Linked DNA regions of Homo sapiens: region 2 is linked to region 1. Evidence: chromatin loops called from intact Hi-C (ENCODE). Cell type or tissue: B cell. All regions are shown on one strand.

What was found. Peaks named below come from ENCODE experiments on the same cell type or tissue, not always from the same donor. Only the 100,000 strongest peaks of a DNase experiment are listed, where the experiment ranks them.
Region 2: a loop joins it to region 1, with 19 times the contacts of the local background. A loop is called at or near these places in 7 of 110 quality-filtered maps.

Annotation. Positions count from the first base shown.
Region 1 is chr3:98,589,426-98,597,425 of GRCh38, reverse strand. It overlaps CPOX (coproporphyrinogen oxidase), which reads left to right and starts at 3,815. Exons shown (of 7, transcript NM_000097.7): 1 at 3,815-4,477; 2 at 6,271-6,414; 3 at 6,684-6,794. The coding sequence starts at 3,922. RefSeq lists an enhancer at 3,277-3,326 and a silencer at 3,827-4,276. In B cell, CTCF peaks have their summits at 112 and 324 (motif pointing left); DNase peaks (open chromatin) are centred at 315 and 3,755; H3K4me3 peaks cover 1,710 bases; H3K27ac peaks cover 1,131 bases.
Region 2 is chr3:97,760,852-97,768,851 of GRCh38, reverse strand. It overlaps EPHA6 (EPH receptor A6), which reads right to left. Exons shown (of 18, transcript NM_001080448.3): 18 at 7,320-8,000. It overlaps ARL6 (ARF like GTPase 6), which reads right to left and starts at 4,094. Exons shown (of 8, transcript NM_001278293.3): 1 at 3,875-4,094; 2 at 622-771. The coding sequence starts at 744. RefSeq lists enhancers at 3,937-4,046, 3,762-4,261, 4,087-4,626, 4,262-4,763. In B cell, no CTCF peak of the experiment used is centred here; DNase peaks (open chromatin) are centred at 4,131 and 4,251; H3K4me3 peaks cover 1,587 bases; H3K27ac peaks cover 1,609 bases.

The DNA.
Region 1 (8,000 bases):
AGCATCTTCTCAAATGACCCACCTTTTTGGTTGGCCCATAACATTTTTAAGACTCTGAGAATGGATGGTAAGAGCATTTTATACTGAAGGGATGGAGTGGCCAGGAAGCTCCTGTATCTGGGCAAATGGAACAGCCAGAGAGCTTTAGCTAAACTGGTGGGAATACTTCTATTAAGAATTGTCTCTATCAAACTGATTATCTCCTGTCCTCCCTATAAACTCCTGCTCTGTACCTGCTAGTTCTTCTTTCTAAGTTCCCTATTTTTGTTAATCTTAGATATGTAGGCTCAAAACCCTAGAATCATATTCAAAAATTTCTCCCTCTGGTGGGCATTTATGGTACTTTCTGCTCATCACATTTCCCTTTGTCTAGAAATGATACCCCACATGATATCTCCAACTTCCCTACCCCAAAACACTAACGGGAGAGTCCATGTTCTTACATGATCCCATTTTTTCACTCATGGCTATTTTTTATTGGTTGGTCCCATGGTAGGTATTTGAACCAAGGTGGGAAACAGTCTATATCAGAAAGGCTTAAGCTGCAACAAAACACCTGGCAGACAGTTCTTTAAATTATTTTTTCTCATATAACAAGAAGTTCAAAGGTTAGTGGCCCAGTGCTGGTGCATTTGCTCATGGATGTCATCAGGACCAAGGTTCCTTCTTTCTGACTGCTCTGCAAACTTTTACATGGGACTTTCAGAGTCTTAGTCACAAAATGGTTGCTGCAACTCCAGACATTACATCAATATTACTATAGGGAAGAATTAGGGAGAAGCCACAGGGACTGAAAGGATAGGTACCATGAGTTAGTCCCTTTCATAAAACCTCCCTGAAATGGTATCTATACCTTTGTGAAAAAATAATTTCAAAATTACACCAGTTAAAGAAAAAGCAAGTTGACAACACTAAATTGCATTGGATATTTAGACTATAAATATAAACAGCTTTAAGAACCAATTATTTTAATAATCTATGTAAGCATTTGCTACTATAGACCTAAAAGTTTAAAATACAAATTCTAGGAGAAAAAAATGAATTAACATTTTAAAAATTCTACTTCCTTGGTAATCCTACCACCCCCCTCCCATCACCCCACCAAAATTTCTGATGAGTTGGGCAGAAGGATGCCAAGGCAAACACAGATTTTCAGCAATATTTTGTTACTAATTAGCCTGAGTTTCTGTATCTATCTGAAAGCAACAGAACTGAGTGAATTTGGTAATACATTTCTTAACTTTGGCTTTCAGAATTTTATAATTGTTGAAAATAGTATAGTTTAGTAAAAATAGTGAGAATTCTAGGTGTGTGTGTGTGTGTGTGTGTGTGTGTTGTTAGAAGGCAGTAAAGCTACCAGAGGGATAAACATTAGAACTCTCTCTAACATGCACCAGCAGGCCTAAAATAAGTTATGTTCAACAGGGCTTTAGGAAAAAGTTCGTAAGGATTCTGAGAAGCATGTGGAGTTTGAAAAATGATGTTTATGTACTAATACCTATAAGGCTAGGCAGAATCATCTTTGCAATAGGGTCACATAAAAAATAGTTGGAAAGCAATGCAAGAAACTAAGCTAAAAAACAGACAAGAACTTCTACTTTACACTTTACTTTCTACAACTTATTAGAAACTTTTTATTTGTCCCAACTAGTTTTCTGATGTAAGAAATTACTTAGATAGGTGATGTCTTTTTTTCTTCCCCCATACCGACAAATACAACTTAAATATAAGTATCCCACTTGGGAACAATTTGAACCTCCAGAAAGGTGATTTAAACTCACACTAACAAAGTTATTGAAGCCTTTCTTAAGCATTGAATAACAGTTTGCCAGTAGGGAGGGTGCTAGGAACCAGAGGAAGAAAGGAGTGAGGCCCTTCGTATAGAGAGGCTAAGGATGAGAGGGATGGAAACCTGGAATCTAGTATGCAATTTGCTCAGGATCAGCCTTTGTGACCGGGCAAATGTTCAAAACAGTCTGTTCTTACTTAGCTTTAACTAACTTTATGGGCTTTACTAACTTTATGGGTATTTTTAGCAGAATTAGAGCAATAATGAGGGGGTTTCTTACAAATAAACGTACCAGGGAGGTTCCTTTTCATTTGATGAGGTTCATTTATCATCACCAGGCCCAGCCCAACCCCATCACAGGCATCCAGTAGAGGCCATCAACCCTTCCTACAATGACAATTCTTATTTCCCTTCCTCCACTTCTAACTTGGCCTCCTGGCAGGTTGCACTATGACCAAAAGCTAATTGTTTTTCTTCCCTAAAAGTCGCTTAGTCACTTCTCAATCCAAGCCTTTACTTTTCACAGATTCTCAGTGGTGAGGCTTCGGCAAGCACACCCACCTTGCTAACATCATGTCCCAGTGAGAGCTGCCAGGTACAGTTGTGTGTGGACAAGATGCCAATTGATCTGACTCAAAAGCCATTGAAGTTCCATCAGTGCATCCTGCCACAAAGAAAACACTTGTGGGAAAAGCTACCAGTGGCTTAAATTATTATCTACTACTAGAAATTAAAATCATCCCGGAGACTTATGGGACAAATTAGCCCATGACAATAGTTCTCACACTTTTACGTCCAGGAACCATGGAGCTGTGGTATGGTTACAGGGGAGACAAAGACCTGCCTGTCAAATCTATTAGCTTCTTTCCTCATTTCTTTAAAGGGTGGGGGAAGGGAGACAGAGTAGGAGGAAGTGTGGATATTTGCCTTGCCTAGTTTGTAGCAGTTGTTGTAAGTATTAAACGTGAGCAATATTTGGGAGCACCCTACAGTAGTAGAATAACTATTTTTTAAATTCTTATTTGTTAATCACCAAAACACACCAAGTCAGGAATTTTCTACTGGTTAACCAAAACAGTCACGTTGCTTTTCCTTTTTCTAAAATAATCAAGTAGGCACTATAGAAGCAAGGCCTGGGGAAACCTTTTTTTTTTTTTTTTTTTTCTGAGACAGAGTCTCACTCTGTCACCCAGGCTGGAGTGCAGTGGTGCGATCTCGGCTCACTACAACCTCTGCCTCCCGGGTTCAAGCGATTCTCCTGCCTCAGCCTCCCGAGTAGCTGAGCCTACAGGTGCACGCCGCCACGCCCGGCTATTTTTTTGTAGTTTTAGTAGAGACAGGGTTTCACCATGTTGGCTGGTCTCGAACTCCTGACCTCATGTGATCCAACCGCCTCGGCTTTCCAAAATGCTAGCATTACAGGCTTGAGCCACCGCGCCCGGCCCCAGCCTGGGGAAATCTTAAGGACAGAACTGTGATGTGGACTCGATCACAGAAAGTCTTCTCCTCGACTCTCTTCCGAGTCCATTACTAGCTTCTCCCACTCTCTTTAGAAAACCATCCTTCAGCAAAGAGTTTCCCAGCCTGCCCATCCCCTCTAAAAACTCTAGAGGACCAGGACCCAGGGCGAAGGGCGGGTCTATACAGATCCTGAGCCAGGCTCTGTATTCGCAAATCCTGTTTGAAAATGTAAGCGGGACTGGGATCTCTGCCACATTTCCGCCCCAGTCCGCCCTCAGCCTCCCAGCCCTACTCTATCTTCTCTCCTTGGCTGAGTAAACAGCCGACCCGAGGTTGTACGTGACAAGAAAGCCTCTTTTATCTCTCCCGTCCCTTCCACAGCACCGTCCCCGCCCCACTCTCTTCCCTTCGGACCAGCCCTTCTGGGCGCGTCGGATTCTTATCTCCCGCCCCGCGCAGGGACGCCGCAGGCGGCGATAGGATCCGGACTACAGCTCCCAGCGCGCCCCAGTTCCCGCCCCCGCCTCCGGAGCCCGACGCTGCAGCGGCTCTTCTCGAAAGGTTCTTTCCGCCTGTGCAGCTCGCCGGCTCAATACTCCGGGGGTCTGGGTGGGGGGCTCAAACGCAGGGCTCTGGGACGCAGGCACTGCTCCAGGTGATAGTGCGGGAACATGGCCTTGCAGCTGGGCAGGCTGAGCTCGGGCCCCTGCTGGCTCGTGGCGCGGGGCGGCTGCGGAGGGCCCCGCGCCTGGTCCCAGTGCGGCGGCGGAGGGCTCCGAGCCTGGTCCCAGCGCAGCGCAGCCGGACGCGTCTGCCGGCCCCCTGGCCCGGCTGGCACGGAGCAGAGCCGCGGGCTGGGGCACGGCTCGACGTCGAGAGGCGGCCCCTGGGTGGGGACAGGGCTGGCCGCGGCGCTGGCGGGGTTGGTGGGGCTGGCCACCGCCGCCTTCGGGCATGTGCAGCGGGCGGAGATGTTGCCTAAGACCTCGGGGACGCGGGCCACTTCGCTGGGGAGGCCGGAGGAGGAGGAGGATGAGCTGGCCCACCGCTGCAGCAGCTTCATGGCCCCGCCTGTGACCGACCTGGGCGAGCTGCGAAGGAGGCCGGGCGACATGAAGACCAAGATGGAGCTGCTGATTCTGGAGACCCAGGCCCAGGTGTGCCAGGCTCTGGCACAGGTAGACGGGGGCGCCAACTTTTCTGTGGACCGGTGGGAGAGGAAGGAAGGTAAGGAGGCCGGCCCCTGGCGGGAGTTGGAGACAGGGAAAAAGGGTCAGGTTCCAGGTTGCAGACAGAAAATATAATAGTTCACAATATGGGATGGGGTAGGTAGGGGGTACCCACAGAGAGGCCGCTTGGTTAGAGGCCGCTGATAAAAAGATGGACACGAAAGGGTCACTAGCCCTCTGCTTGCAGGTATGGACCCGGATCAGCTGTCACTGTAGTACTGCATTTCAAAATCTTTGCAATTCCGTAGCAGCATTTTTTTGTAGAACTCTTAAGGGGTATTTGCAGCTAACAAGCTTAGATGTCCAAAGTTCGTTACTGAACATAAATTTCAATAGATTATGGAACACATTTTCTCTCCTTCTCTGGGTGAATTTGCCCTTTTTCCTCTTTAGGAGATGGAAAGAACTCATCTCCTGTGCGCTAAGTGTCGGCTAAACTCCTCCAGCCAGGATGTCATTGTGTCAGAATCTTCCCACTTCTTTTTACTGTTACACAAGATATATTTGATTCGTTTCTCAGTAGCACTACCAAATGCACGCATCAGATTTCCTGCTAGGAAAATCTTCTCTTCCAATATCAAAATACTTGAGCATCAAAACCCAGTTCTCGTAGAGGCGTACATTCATGACCATGTTGTTGCCCATACAGTGAAACCCCACATCTTGAGTGGAAACTTGAAAGATTCCTGACTTTTCCTAGCTGGAAATACAACAGCAGCTTCTCACCGGCAGATTTTGAGCTGTGATACTGACACATCTATATTAAATGAAGTTCAGTCTAGTTTTCCATCTTATGTTTTCAAGCAAAGACCACTGAACCAGGACACAACCTCAAGTACTAGACCAGCTGTGTGATCCTCAGAAGTTACTTTTTTATGGCTGTTTTCCCATCTATGAAATATATATGTATTTCATCTCTTTTAATCCTCATACTACATATATATATATATATATCCATATACATATATATATATATATATGGATGGAATATATGTGAAGTGCTTAGAATATTGTCTGAAGCATAGACAGCATTTAGACAAATTGTTGCAGCCACTTGTCAGCAGTTTGATCTTGGATAAGATGTTTTGCCCCTCTGGTCCTCAGTTTTCTCATTTGGAATATATGAGGGTTGTACTGGATCATCTTATGTCCCATCCAGCTCTAAATGTTCTTAGAAATAAAACAAGCCAAACATGAACTTTCATGAAACATTGCCCTTGCAGTGACCCTAATACCTTAAGAAAAAAAATTAGTAAGGCTGATACACGTGAATACTAATGTGCGTCTCACTCACTCTAAGGTTCTGAATCCCTTCAGAATTTGATTACCTACTGTTTCTTAATTGCTTGTAAATTAAAAGGCAAGCAGCCCACTGAGAAAGAAATTTTTGAAACAATATAGATCTCTTAAATTCAGTAATAATAGAACACCCTTCAAGTCTACCCATTCCTATTTTTAACCTTAGCTTTCTCTCATATATCATAACTGATAGATGCCATTCTGAACAGTAGAATCTGAAGGGAGAATATTCCAGTGATTTATTTTAGATGATGGCAGGAGAATGTTGAAGAAATATTCAGTTTAGTGATATGAGAAGGTCTAGTATTTGCCCAATATTAATAGCATATGTCATAAAGCTAAGCTAGTTATCTAATTGTATTGTACATAAAATGATAAATACACTGATATAAAAGATTTGGGAAACGGGAAAATAACCATCTTCATGCAAGTGTTGCTTTCAGTTTTGCACATACTCTTACATTCTCTCCTTTTTTACATTTCTATACACAGGAGGTGGCGGCATCAGCTGTGTACTTCAAGATGGGTGTGTTTTCGAAAAGGCTGGGGTGAGCATTTCTGTTGTTCATGGAAATCTTTCAGAGGAAGCTGCAAAACAAATGAGAAGCAGAGGAAAAGTTCTGAAGACTAAAGATGGTAAATCAGACAGTCTTGATAGTCTCTAATAGTCCCTGCAAACCTTATTTTGCCCACAAGTTTTATTTATAAAATAAATATTGCTTCTGAAAAAAGCCATTCGGGTTCATATGCCGCACGTTGACAAATACTTTTTTAAAATTATGTTTTTAAGTGACAAATTAAAAAGCAGCTTTTGAAAATTGACTTGGAAATCATATTAGAGTGAAATTGTATCAAGGCATTCAAGGTAACTGAATATAGCTCATGACTCATATTTTACTTTCCAGGTAAATTGCCATTTTGTGCTATGGGCGTGAGCTCTGTTATCCACCCCAAGAATCCTCATGCTCCTACTATCCATTTCAACTACAGATACTTTGAAGTAGAAGAAGCTGATGGTAAGGGTCTCAGGAGCTACGGAAAGTACTGTCGTGCAAAATGTGCATTTTAAAACAGATAAGAGGGCATAACATCTAAAAGCGAGAAAGAATAGTCTTAATTAGGTCTTTCAGGAGGCAATGTAAAGGCAATTTCTTGGCAAGTGCAATGGATTATGCCTGAGACATGACAAGTAAGAATGGGGCCAGGCTTGGTGGCTCATACCTGTAATCCCAGCACTTTGGGAGGCTGAGGTGGGCAGATCACCTGAGGTTAGGAGTTTGAGACCAGCCTGGCCAACATGGTGAAATCTCCTCTCTACTAAAAATACAAAAACTTAGCTGGGCGTGCTGGCACGCACCTGTAGTCCCAGCTATTCGGGCAGCTGAGGTGGAAGAATCACTTGAACCTGGGAGGCGGAGGTTGCAGTGAGCGGAGATTGTGCCACTGCACTCCAGCCTGGGTGACAGAGCGAGACTCCGTCTCAAAAAAACAAAACAAAACAAAACAAAAAGAATGGTATTGACTGACTCTAACCTTCCCATATTTCCTCCAACATAGAAGGAATGAACCTGAACTTTAGTGTGCACCCAGAGTTCTTTGCAAACATAAATTCATTACATCTGAAGGAATACCTTATGTACGAGGTTAAATTGAAATTGAGAACTTGCTTTTGGAAAATATTTTACATATGCATAGCTTTGCTAGTCACCAGGGCATTAGCAGTGGGTTTAAAATGGGATGCAGTTGATCATGCCTCCTGTGCACATAGTTCCAGCCTGTCTTTTATCTGATACTAGATGTCAGAGTACATGTGCAGTGCCACACCTATTCTTATTGGTGTCTCTGTAGGTGATGGCATTTAAAGTCACTGCTTTAACTTTTCATTTTGAAGCCATTCAGCTTGGTTCAACCTTTTATGTTTAAAGTTGGTAACTGGTATTGACAACTCATGGACCTGTGAGCACATGAAACAGTTATTCTCAAGTGGTAAGTTACCTCAGCAAGTGTTTTTACTCTTTCTAGGAAAGGGGAGGGGTTGGCAATGGTTCTTAATACAAGGAGTGTCAGAATCTCCTGGGGAGTTTTATAAACTACAGATTCCTGGGCCAGAGATGTGTGTGTGTGTGTGTGTGTTTATTGTGATCTAGAAGAGCTATTTTAAGCTCGTCATGTGATTCTTATATACAGCCAGAGTTGCAATCCACTTCCTGATCCACCAGTGT
Region 2 (8,000 bases), 830 kb after region 1:
AAGCCAATCACTTTTCTCTGGACCTGGAGGTCAGTTTTTCTGATAAGGCAGGAGAGTTGTCCAAACATAAAGGCTCAGGAATTGGTGCCAGAAATTAGGAAAGCCCTATTAGATAGGCTTTCTTTATATGCAGCAGACTTTAACTTTAACTTATACATCACATGTTAAATGTGCTAGCTTTATATATTTTTCAGTTATTACAATATGTCCATACACTTGTTGCTTAAAATCATCTTGCTTACTATTACTAATATGCATACTATACTTTCAAAAATTGTCTAATTATCCATAGAACCTATAAAAATGTTTCACCTTTCTCTGTTTTGCTCCTCCTGTAAGGAGGAAACTAAAAAGAAGGCAATGACATTTAAAGTAAACTCAGTAAATCTGTGAAGAACTTTTGAAAGAAAAGACATTTGAAAATAATATTCCAGTTTAATAATTAAAATTTACTGTGTAAAATATACTGCAAATTATGGCTGAGGATACTTAAAGGTACTGAAAGGTTAACAGAATATCTTAATGTGATTATATGCGGTTTTAACGTCATATAACATAATTCTGCACATTAATTTTCTTTAGTAGCAGAAAATACATAAAGCATCTAACAAAGATACTTACATTTGAAGGTTTAAGTTTGTTAATGATCGTCGTTTTGCCACTATTATCTAGCCCAAGGCACAAAACATGAACCTCCTTCTTCTTCAGGCCAAGCAAGACTGAAAGTCTGTCTAGCAATCCCATAATGTGATTCAAATATTTACAAACCAGCTGCAATTAAGAAAAAATAAAATATTACCCAAAGGCACCTTAAGTTATGGAAAATATTGGTAGGTGTATTAAAAAAAGGTAATAATTTAAATACACATAATAATAGTGTGAAAACTATGTCAATGTAGCTTTGCACTTAGTAAACACAGTGTAAGCTGATTACCAGAAAGGAGCCTTAACTGACACGCAGATTTGCAGCTTATAACAGGTGGCAACACAGAACAATGCCTTGGAAATAACAACATTTCTCTCTGTAATTTATCATATTTAAGAATAAAACATGGTCAGCCTCAGTATCATTTGGAGTCTGCGAATTGTGATACTTGAAAATATGGAAGAATTAGGCCGTAGCCTTTCCAGAAAATCTGAAACAATGAATGGGCAATGGGGTTCATGTAGAAGGCAGAAAGTAGAAGGCAGATCTGAAAAGCAGACAGATTTTGAGATTTTGGTGATATCATTTAAGCCACTGTTAAATCTTTATCAGAAGCCAGCCCCATTGTTATATTTTGTAATAATATGAAGTTACAATAAATTCACTTTTTTTTTGCTTGCTTGGTTATTTCCAGTTTAAGTAGGGTTTTCTCTCAGTAGAAGCAAAGAATCCTGAAATACTTATCCTTATTTCCCCTTATCCTATACATACATCTTTGTAAGTCACCACAAATCCCTTTGTGAAGAAGGTTATGCATAAATACATACACACATTCAATTTATTGAACCTTACTAAATATCTGTTTTTTAACTGTAACTTATCTGAAACATCCTCCTAAGTGCTATTTTAAAAGGACTTTATCGTATTAGTATAGAATAAGGAAGTAAATACTGATTGTAGATTTTAATTTAGTTTTTTAAGTATCTTAAAAATTTCTTTGTTAACTTGTCCCTAAAGTGTTCATTTCTCTTGTTCAATTGTATTGATTCTTTGAAAAAAAAATTCTTTCTAATGCAAACTTAAAAAAAAACTATCAGCAATCCAAAAATAGAAGTATTTGGAAGTCAAATAAAACTGCTGTGTACATAAAACTTGCTATGTGGTAACTTTATGGCTGTTTATATTCATCTAAGGTACTGTTAAATTTACACTTCAGGTCTCCAAACTAAACTTTTCAAAGGAGCTCACTTTGGGTCCATTGCTCCCCAAACCATTACTTTGTGGTAGAAGGACAGGGAGATAGATCCCTTTTTCCAGCCCCCAACTGCTGCAGGAACTGCTACAATATATCTATGTACCAAATATTTCTCATTACTCACCAACATTAGTTCTCTAATGTTTTTATTCTCATTAAATTGACTTATTCTCATCTCCATCTAAGGTTGCATAAGCAACCTGTCATATTACAGTTTCTTCAATACTTTTTATTCCATACAATTTCAGGCAAGGCCATACCTTGAAGGATGTGAGGCTGCAGCAACTTTATCAATAACAGGCTTCCAAGACAACTGTATCTAAAAGGAGGTTGCATAGTCAACATTTTGCTTAGGCCTTTTGGGATATGATTATGGGTAGAAATTTCAAAACTAAATTTCAGTGATGTGCAGAGAAGAGATGGAACAGTGCCATGCCAAAAGGTGAGGCCTATTACAGAACCACGTTTGTCTTTCCCCAAGGATGAGTTTGACCTCAGGTACTTCCATTTGTGCCACTTCAATCTGCTTTTCTCCTTGTATCAGAGATTCAAATCTTATTCAGTCCATTTCTTTAAATTACAGCTTAAGGACCAGCATTTGTAAAATCTATTTTAAATTAACCTTCTGATGTCATGAAGCAATTCACACATACCATTTGATTTCAAAGTAAATTTGCTATTACTCACTTTATTTACTGCATAAACATATTGATATAAATGCTTATATCTTGTTCTCCATTTCATAATTTAGAACTTATGTTTTAAAAACGACAACTTCTCACATTTTCCCCCCTTTAAGCATCTACTATAAAGCACTGAGTGTTTAAAGCCTGATGCTTGAATATTCGTTTTTCACAGTACCTTGTATTGTGACTTTCCATCACTTTTCCATGGATTATCACTTGATACTTGTTAATGAAATATTTTGGGACACACAATTTAGAAGAGCAGGCAGTTTTTCTAAAAGAGGTAATCACATTTATTGAAATTGCTTTATAAACAACTATCATAGAGCCTTTAAACTTCTACGTTTCAAGTAGTTATAATTTTCCTTCCATAAGTTGACTTTCTGCATGCATAAATAAAAGATAATTGAAGCCAGTCAATATTTGTTAATCGTGTCTTAAGTGTGCAGCGAGAGACACAACTGTTTTCTGCAGCTTCCTACTCTGATAGCCATGATTCTCAACCCTGGCTGCACTCTGAAATCAATTGCTGAATCCGAATTTTTGAAAATAAGATCAGGGCATCTGTAGTTTTAAAAGCTACCCAGTGTTTCTGATGTGAAGTTACTATTGAGAACTACTGGCTTTCAGAATAAAGCCAGTAGTTTCAAACTTCCAAGCACAGCTTTTAAGGTTGTCCACAATCTGGCTCCAATCTTCCTTTCTTGTTTCTTATCTTACTGTAACCCTCTCTTTGCACACCAGCCAAATTCTCTTGGTTATTGTCTGACAGACTGTTTCCTAAAGGATTACATATTGCCAGAGAAGTCCAGAAGAATTAGGATGTTATCCACAGTTAACAGCTTAGAGGGTAAGCTGCAGAGACAGAGTGGTAGCCCAGAGAAAACACCACGAATGATACTTAGTAAACTCTGTAAAGTGTTTGTTGATTGAAATGTTGCCTACTTTTATTACCCCAAATAAACATTCTTATTCGGCTTTCAGTTTTTTATGATATAATTTAAATTACACTTACACACACACACACACACACACACACACACACACACACACCCCCAATACACGGGTCTAAGTTGAGCATTGTTAAAACCCATCAACCAAACATACGTCCAAACCAGTTTAGTAAGTTTTCTAGGGCCTCTATAACTCACCTTCTTTTCTACTTCTCATACATTAGCAACAACTACACGCGTGGAGTGAAAAACATGGGAAAGACCAAAGAGGAATTCTAAAACTGACGGGGACAGAGGGTGGCGCTGGCTTTAAAAACCGGCGTTGAGGAGATACCTGGTTTTTGAGGTTAGTCCGGAGGGCGCAGGAGCTGGCAACAGGAATGGACGCACTCGTATCGGTCTCCGGGATGGAAATCTGGTGCGAGGGTCCCTCAGCCTTCTTCTCGATGCCTACATGGGAAGGATGCCTGGTAATGAGCAAAGCCGTCTCTAGAAGTTGGGAAAACCGGCAGCCTCTGCAGCAGTCTGTGCATCAGTCGCTGAGCAGGCGCCTTGGCAGGCACCGTTCCCTTGGCAACAGGAGCTTCTTCCGGTCCTGAAGCCACGCCTCCCCGGGGGTCCTGGCGATTCAGCCGTTGTGCTATAGCTTCTGGGATTGAAGAGCTCCGGGAAAAGGTCAGAGGCGCGCCGAGGAACTATACATTGAAGAAAAATGTGTGCACAGGTGGCAGGGTGAGCTGCCTATTTCCTGCGAGGAGCCGGGCAGTTCCCGGCGTAGCATCATGGGAGTTGTAGGCTCGCGCACAGCTTTCTGGGAAGCGTTTGGCGTTCGCGTGTGCTGCGTGTTTGTCGCTCGGCCCTGGTCTTCCTGGGGATCCAAGAGGCTGGCGCTGGGTGTGGCGCGGAGAGTGTCGTTACCGGGCACCAGCGTAGCGTTGTGGCAACGACTGCAAGACGATACTGTCCCCCCTGGGGCAAGATGTGCGCCGGAGTTCCCCAGTTGCCCATCGCACCGACTCTTCTCTGGGTTCTGATAGGCCTCCCACCCTGAGTCCCTGTAGAGGTAAAACTGTTAATACAGGAAGGTAGAGGGGAGAACTGGTGTAAAAAGTCAAAAGGTGTTATTCGGCTAATAAAGTATGCCTGTACCCCTGCTTCTTAGTTGTGTGGTCTCCCGAAGAGATTTCTACCAGGCATAATCTCCTGTGAGTAGATTACAGTCTCCAGAATCAAATCGGCAGGTGGTCAGGAAAGGTATTAATAGTCAATACTTAAAGTTGACCACCTTCTTAAATTGCACTTGGATTTTATAGTCATAGTCACAAATGGTCTTCAAATAGAAAATATTTAGGCATACCCTTCCCCACATCTTTTATTACTGCGTTTTCCAACGGACACATTACAGATGCAGTCATTTTAAAGATCTAGCCTTTCAATCTGCCCAACTCCACTAACCTCACCCCCAGCGAATGGCCTCATTCTTCAAATAGGGGTTTGTATCTCTTCATTTTTTTTGTTTGCATGGGTGTAGGATTTCCGACCCCCTGCCCCCCACCGCGCGACCCTTTTCAACTAGCTAGTGTATGTTTACTGCACTGCCTGTTCTTTGGCCTGTCAATTCATTTGGCCTATTAAATGGACTAGGAGGGTGCAAAAAGAGACTAGAAGGAATTATTTCAAAGTAATATGGTAGGGGGGACGGTTGTAAGCGTGTGATTATGGGGTGATTTATCTTTTGTCACTTCTCCAAATTTCCAAATGTAATTGTCATTTTTACAGCGAAAAAACAAAAGCGGCTCTGGATTAGTGATTCTTGTTGAAAGACAAAAACAAAACAAAGACCCTATGGATGCATATCAACATATAAATGTCCTTGTAAAAATGGAGTATGGAAATACATTCTTTCTTACTGTGTGGTCTTAGCCCAATTTACCCTTCTCCGTGCTTCTATCCTCACCTTCAAAAATATAGTATTTATCTTATCTGGTAGTTCTGAGTATTAAAGATAACAGAAATACAGATGTTTGGCACATATTTATTGTTCAATAAATAATGTCCTGTCTTCTTTTGTCTTGAGCTTTTTATTGTGTAAACAAAATTGACCCAAACCGTAACTATGGTGGTTCTTTAACTTCTGAACTTCTAATCGTGAATGCATTGACAGGGAGGTGTTGAACACTTTTCTGTGTGCCTGGGTGTTGTGACTTACTTGTAAGAGATGGAAGCTAATGTGCTTGCGGCCAAAATATAACATTTTTTTTTCTTAGCGATCGGCAGAAATGTTATATTTCAGAAAACTTTCATGGACAGACTCAATTTTTCCTGCTAAAAGTTGATATTTTCTGCCTCTAGGTTGAGTTCATCTCTTTTGGCTTAATATAAAACATTTGGTGAAAACTGGAAATAAAATGGACATATTGAGCATCCAACTTTTCAGGAAAACAAGGCAGATAGATAATTCTTCTACAAAAATGTAGCTAGTCAAATCGTTATCTTAGATAAGTATAGTTGATAGATGGCTTATTACTAGAGATAAATGTTATGAAATAAAGCAGTAAAATAATCTAGAAAAAAATGTTAGCCTTGAAAATATTAAACTTAAAAAAACATAAAGGCTGCCAGGCCCGGTGTCTCACGCCTGTAATCCCAGCACTTTGGGAGGCTGAAGCAGGTGGATCACCAGGTCAGGAATTCAAGACCAGCCTGGCCAACATGGTGAAACCCCATCTCCACTAAAGATACAAAAATTAGCCGGGTGTGGTGGCACGTTCCTGGAATCCCAGCTACTCAAGCGGCTGAGGCAGGAGAATCGCTTGAACCGGGGAGGCAGAGGTTGCGGTGAGCTGAGATTGTGCCATTGCACTCTGGCCTGGGCAAAAGGGTGAGACCCTGCACTCAAAAACAAAACAAAACAAAAAACATAAAGGCTGGGCACACTGGCTCACACTGTAATCCCACCACTTTGGGAGGCTAAGTAAGGCAGGAGGATCTCCGGAGGCCAGAAGTTGGAGACCCCATCTCTATTAAAAATAAATACATATAAATATTTCATATGGTTGATTCTGCTGTTTTGGTGCTTTGTCAACTGAAACTCCTCTCACGAGTACATTCAGAGGCTGAGATACAATTGTTTCGCTTGATTTAAGAAGTTAGTTTGACTCTTTTTTATTATGACAATAACAAGCTTTAAAAATGCTACGTGATTTTCTTAAAGCCACTTAACCATAACAGAAGATAATTTTAGGTACCTTCTCACCAGTTTTAATTTCATACTGGCTTTTAGAACTGTAGTAAGAAAATTATAAAAAAGAAAAGAGTCAGATATAATGAACACAGCACTGTTCTGATTAATTCAGGATACTTTAGCGTTATTTTCTCACCAGCAACTTTTAAAAGAATATAGATAATCCCTGATTTATAACTTACTGCAACTTTTTGGTGTAAACTTTGGTCTAAAGCTGTGTTTCAACAGTTGATGTTATGTGTACCCTTTTTTCATCTGCAATTTCTGTGCAGTACTGCCTCTGCAATGAACACTTTAATTTACTTGAATCTCACAAAATATTTTCCAATATAAAATCGCTACAAAAATATTTACTAGTTTTTTATAGTGATTTCTGTGAATTTATGTCTAAACCTAATGACATTATTTAAAAAATTTACAACTATGATTTTGCATCCAGAATTACTAAATTATCTAAACAGCATCTAGATTTATTAGACCAAAAAATAAATTGCATTAGATCTGCATAAATACAACAATACAAAAAAGTCACAAATTCAACCACCAAAGCTGTAACTTTTATTTGCCAATAGATATTTTAATAAACAGGCTTACTCCATCTGTAAGACCCTGATAATGCCTCTTAGGAAATCATAGAAAAATAAAATACAATAATTAGTAATTTGTACCTTGTACAAAAATCTTATTATGTTGCTCAGCAGGTAGTTTGCTAAACAGCATATTCTTTCAGCAAATAGATGACATATGTTATGCAATTCACCACAAACAACCCCTCATATTGAGAGCTGAGCATTCTATAACACTATTAACTTGTAAGCATGCCAGCACATGAAAATTTACATGGAAAGTTATTAATATTATAGTAGATTTTTGTAAGATAAAAATAGTACCACCTTCAAATAAGTCTGGACTACTTCACTGCTATAGTAAAGTAGATAATAGGTAGGATTGCAGTTCAATTGTTAACACCTTTTTACCTTGTTTATAGCTCTACCATATTGTGATTATAACCAGAAAAGAGAATGTAGGCTGTGTCAGGAACCTGAGTGGAAGGCATATATTGAAGCTTTAAATGGTGACAGAATACTAAAGAGAAAAACATAAAACAGTGCTATACTTCCCTATTCTCATAGATAAATCTTTTTCCCCTTTTGTAAGAGCAGATGGGTACAGAGTTAAATCCTTAATTAATAATAAATAGCTTCATGACAAGTTA